Regions from separate parts of the Homo sapiens genome. Here region 1 is linked to region 2. The links are chromatin loops, found by intact Hi-C in ENCODE. Cell type or tissue: sigmoid colon. All regions are shown on one strand. Links, peaks and the distances in the headings refer to the core of each region. The heading gives the core; the rest is flanking DNA. Region 1 has its middle 61 kb from the start of PCED1B-AS1. Region 2 overlaps PCED1B (PC-esterase domain containing 1B).

What was found. Peaks named below come from ENCODE experiments on the same cell type or tissue, not always from the same donor. Only the 100,000 strongest peaks of a DNase experiment are listed, where the experiment ranks them.
Region 1: a loop joins it to region 2, with 1.9 times the contacts of the local background. A loop is called at or near these places in 3 of 110 quality-filtered maps.

The regions. Positions count from the first base shown.
Region 1 is chr12:47,275,553-47,278,374 of GRCh38, forward strand. No RefSeq gene overlaps it. Among named protein-coding and RNA genes, the nearest start is that of PCED1B-AS1, 61 kb to the left of the region's middle. In sigmoid colon, for the core only: no CTCF peak of the experiment used is centred there; a DNase peak (open chromatin) is centred at 1,519; H3K27ac peaks cover 2,020 bases.
Region 2 is chr12:47,101,916-47,104,737 of GRCh38, forward strand. It overlaps PCED1B (PC-esterase domain containing 1B), which reads left to right. Exons shown (of 4, transcript NM_138371.3): 2 at 2,198-2,280. Among named protein-coding and RNA genes, the nearest start is that of AMIGO2, 23 kb to the left of the region's middle. In sigmoid colon, for the core only: no CTCF peak of the experiment used is centred there; a DNase peak (open chromatin) is centred at 1,476.

The sequences.
Region 1 (2,822 bases), core at 197-2,696, 170 kb after region 2:
TTGAGCTCAAGTGATCCACCCTCCTCAACCTCCCAAAGTGCTAGGATTACAGGCAGGATACAGAGTTCTTGATGGTGTAGTTTGTATTTTTCCAAGGTAGATCTTAAACTGGCAACATAATTACACTTACTCTTGTCTTTTAGGCTAAAAAATAATTGTCAGTACTTGTGGAATGTCAATATTTCTGTGTTGCTTAATTAGATCATAGAGAATGCTCAGTTTCCTGGAGCATGTTTTCTTTTTGTTTGGTTTGTTTTGAGAGAAGGAGATTAGCAGGGTACAGAAAGCCAATTCTCTGAGATTACTGGAAAATAAAGCATTTACATAAATAGTTCCAGAAAGATTTATATGGATCTATTTTCAAAAATTATAGTCTGTAGACTTGCAGGTAAAAAAGCTCCAAGCAGGGAAAATAGGCAGAATTAGTTTCTCAGGAAGAACATGTGTTTGGATGCCTCTTAAATTTATGATTTTAGGATAATCTAATACCACTATAATTATACTACTACTATATATTTTTCTACATGATACTCCGGTTTAGCTCAGCAAGAGTTACAGATGTTTGCTAATTCCTGAAGCATCTGAAACAGGTATTAAGTCATTCACCTACCGATATTTAATGAGCCCTGTCTAGGAGCAAGACATTATGGCAATACGCAGGAGACTTTTTTTTTTTTTTGGAGACAGAGTCTAATTGTGTCACTTAGGCTTAAGTGCAGTGATGCAGTCTCGGCTTACTGCAACCTCCACCTCCATCTCCTGAGTAGCTGGGACTATAGGTGTGCATGACAATGCCCAGCTAATTTTTGTATTTTTAGTAGACACAGGGTTTCGTCAGGCTGCCCAGGCTGGTCACAAACTCCTGGGCTCAAGTGACCCCACCAGCCTCGGCCTCCCAAAGTGCTGGAATTATAGGCGTGAGCCACCATACCCGGCCTGCAAGAGACTTTTAGATGAAATCCTAGTTAATCCTAGTTAAGATCTGGTTAATAGAGTTAAGCACTACCACACAATGTTTACTACATTGTTCAAATATACAACACACATTTGCAAATCTTAAATAAATGAAACCGGAAATAAACTTACTGTGGGTCACTGTGTACCTCAATTTCGTTGTGTGTAATGCTGTGATCCTTCTATCTTTATAGTACCTTTACACACAATGGTGACTCAATAAATGTTTGTTGATGGCAGGCTGAATGAGTGTAGATATGAAGAAAGTAATCCCCACCACCACCCTGCCCTGAAAAACTGATTGCATTATGGTGCTTCTAATTAACTTTTGGTAGATACTAAATGAAAGGGGACCGAACTCTGACCCAAAGTTCATGTTTACAGCTTTGAACAGATTGAGTTTCACTCTTGAAGTGTGTGAACACAAAACAGCAGAACCCAGTGAGACAGGAAGCAGACAATTTTAACCATAGCTACTGCCACTGGAGGGGTGGGGTAGTTTGGGCTTTATTGTGCAAGACAGGAAGTATCCAGAGAGAAGAAGGAAAGGTATGAACTTGTATTGAGTGTTAAGTCTGTGTCAGGCATCAGGCCAGCAGCTTATATAAACCATTGTTGGATCACTCTGCCATTCTGAACTGGAGCCATTTAAAGATAAAAAGGACGACTCTTAGAAGTGTTATAGTTAGATAACTTGCCCAAAAAGTCTCACAGCTCACATTTGGCAGGTTCTGGATTGAAACTCAGACCAGTCTGCTTTGAAGGCCACAGCTTTCCCACTCTGCTCAGCTGTTTCCATTCTGCCTTTTGTAGTAAGAGGACTGACCATTTGAATTAGGTTCTCTTGGTTTTAAGAATAAGACTTAGGTCACCTCAAGTAATGAAGAATGTGCTATGTCCATTCCTTTAGAAAAGAGGAGCCAGTGATCTCAGGCTCATGACAAAGTCTCAGGAAACCCAGGAAAAGCAGAACCACCAGCTTTCAGAAAGGGTAGGAATGTTGTCAGAGCCAGGTCTCAAGGCGACGAATGAGAAAGTTGTTTAGATGCCAAGACAATTCTGGGAGTGCGAGTGTGGGATCTTCTGGGTCTTCTGGAAGGCCACTCACCATTAACATGACCCACTGACCCTCTGCAAGTTTGTTTTTTGGGGCATCTCTGGTTCTCTTTCATCATTGACTGGCTTTCCCACCTTTTTCTCACAATCTTTCTCTTAACGCCTATCCGCCCCTTGATTGTGCTCCCTCTCTACTTTAAGTGACTTATGACCCCTCATGGTCTCCACTCTTCTTCAAGGCTTCTTTCTTTTGCAGTATCTCAACAACTCTCAGTATATACTGCTCCATTTTCTCAGTGTTTCTTAATTCTAGTTCCTGAGAATTAGACTGCTGAAGCCAGCTTTACCTTGTTTGGAAAGGCTTTTCATGCTGGAATATCTCATGGGCTTCTAACAAGCCTAGAGGTCTGGGCTGCCCTGAGTTAGGGGTCCAGCCAGGTTTAGTCACCCCAGGAAAGTTGTGGGTGCACCTAGTTCCTTTAGAAGTGGCTAGGGACTGGGAAGGCACAGTGACTGACATACTGGTAGTGATGGATGAGAATGAAAATTGATCTCCCATAAACATCAGGTCAGCAGCAGAAAGGGGAGGTCACAAAATGGTAGTGGCACAAGCTGGCACTGCATAGAGTGGGAGGAAGATGGCACTAGGAAGAAATGCAAATATTTTTAGTCAAGAATTGGGAGTGACTGGGGAAGGAGCTACAGACCATGAGTCATCCATGAGTCATTCCTTCATAAGAATATGAAGGTTTCTTCACCAGAGACCTCTAGGAATGCTTCCTGTCTCTCCTTTTGTTGTTTCATTAAAATGT
Region 2 (2,822 bases), core at 31-2,530:
AGCCTGGGCAACAAGAGCAAAACTCCATCTCAAAAAAAAAAAGGAGGGGGAAGATTTGAATTTATTATGCATTATTTCTAAGAGAGAACTCAGAGAAATCATTTGTCCTAAACAATAGCTTCTATCTATTGACTCCCAAGTAGTTCCCAAGAAACTAAATTGCTTTTACCAAATTATCCTTTTAATACATCCATGTTATAGACTCATCAACTACCTGTTCATTAAAACACATGGCCTACCAAAATTATATCTTAACATCATTAGCTTTTAAATACTAGAAGTCATTTCAACCCTTAGAAAAGTCTGGTGAGCATGATTACATGTGGAAACTTTCAGATACAATGTATCCAAAAAAGTAAGTGTATTAAAAATGTAAATATATTTCAGATATCCAAAAATGTAGACATATTGTCAGGCTTTGCTACTTTTTTGCAGTTTCACATCATGTCTTTACTTGTAATAATATCAATAATTGCTGCAAAGATAATAAACTACATTCCCATTCGCCTATCCCTCTACCCCAGTACTGTGTTATACAGTTTTCCCTGCAACATGATGTCAGTCTGCAAAGGGTCTTTGTGACATCAGGAAGAGAGTCTAGATTTCCTTCCAGGGCAACACATTTTGCTATTAGGTTGAGCCATAAAACTGCCATTTTTGGTCAGGAATGATTTACCACTGGTAGTTTCATATGGCACAAGCTAAAGAGCCTTCCTTGGGTTTGAGTTACAGTCCTGAGAGTCGCTTGTGTGTCCAATGGGCCAGTTACTTAATTGCTGAGTCTTGGTGTGTGAAATGGTAATAACACCCACTTTATAGGATTGATTATTAACTCAACATTGAGGCTTAGCAATGACGTATAGGAGCACCGTGCCTAGAAACAGTTATTGTTCAAGAAATAGGTAATAATACAATATAATTATCAGTATAAGTAACGTAGAAGAGTTTCCTCACTTTTCCTTTAGCCATTTTTGCATATATGGTGAAGGTAATGGTTGCTATGGTAGAGAGAAATGGAAAATATTTGTGAAGCAAGCACAATTTTTAAAACCCCAATAACGTTAAAGGCCTTCCATTCCTGTCTTGTATGCTCTCTTATGTCCAAGTAAGGGCACAGATAAAGTTTGACACATACTCGGTGGAGTATCTAAATAGAAAATGTACTGAAGCAAACCAAGAACAGAGTTTTAAAAAAAAAATCAAAGCACTAAGCAAACATTCTGAACTTTTGGCAGAGGAATTGGACTGTCTGAATCTCCATGACTCTTTGGAGTTATTAATAGTGATGCATTTTGCCATATTTTGAGCAGATGCATATTTATAGGTCACGCAATATCTGTGTGGGGAGACTTTCAAGGCTTTATGGCCTTTTAAAAATGTCTTATCTTGGAAGAGAACAGGGCAAGGAGGATGCCATTTTGTCATCTGTGCAGCACCAATCACCCTGTGCTCATTAAATGTTACGGGAAAGATGCGCACTGCAGCAGGGCCTGGAATGTGGCTCCCATCTGCACTGCCAGAAGCCATGATGAAGTCACGAGTTGCACAACAGTAGTAATTCGCAGCTATTTATGACCATTTTAATAGCAAAGGTCTAGATTAGAAGGCTGTGTTTACATGCCATGTAGCAGAATAGTTCACGAATCATTCCCACAGTAACGTTTGGTCAAACCAATCAACCAAGTAATGAAAAATGAACCGGTTGTTCTTGAGGTTGTGACTAATAGATCTCTAAGTTAGCCTCTACTTTCCTCATGCTCTTCCATACCTGAGACAGAATTGACTCCTGCCCCATGCCCACAGACTCTCCTCCTCTGTCTTCCCGGCAAGCCACAGCCCTGTTACCCTTTCTCCACCCAAGCTCAAAGCCGTAAGACATCAGGTAAGTTAAAGGAGCTTTGGAAACTCCTGTAGAGCACCTGTGCACATAATTAAGGAAACATAATTTTTAGCACGTTTATTTTCTCATTGTCATTGCTCCATTATGTGACTTTAATTAGTGACCCCGATGGCCCCTGTGCATCCAGATGAGTAAAATCCTTTCATTTGTCTGCTTAAACTGACTTGAGGTTTTAGTGATTATCACATCCATGCAGCCTGAAGGTCAGACTATTTCCTTTTGTTTCACTAGACAGTTAATCCCCTCATTAGGGGTGATGGAAAATGAATAATTAAACATGCCATTTTCACATTTCAGGTAATGAGAGGCCCTAAGATCCCAGAGGATGCCATAAGAGGAAAAGTCAGGGGAGTGTTGAAGACTCTGCCTCCTACAAATATGTGAGTTTTTCTCCCCTGGCTTCATGGTAGAAAAGGTTTGGCGAAGGCTCTTCCTCTAAATTGAAACAAAACAAAATGAAAACCTTAGTTATTGGGCTGTACTCTGACACTTAGTAGCTGTGTGACTTGGGGCAAAGCAGCTAACCTTTTGACACTAAAAGTTTTCTCAATTATATAACTGGAATGATAATGGTAACCATTGTATTGAAATGTTATGAGCATTAAAAACATGAATGAGTGACAATACTTACAACAGTGTCTACCACATGGTAAGAGCTCTGTAATGTGTTAATTATATTATCATTTTCATTATCACCCAGGCAAGTCACCTGAATGCTGTGGGTATCAGGCCACAGCCAAACAACCACTTGCAGGTTATCACAAAGTTCCCTTTGGCCTATTGGAATAAGGATTAAGAGTAAATTATGTTGTACCCTGGAGGGAAAAAACCCAAGTAGTCATACCTCTAGGGCCTTAGGGAATTCAACTTTCACCAAACCTCTTCTAATTACTCTAAAAAGATTTTTTGGAGGGTGGAGGTG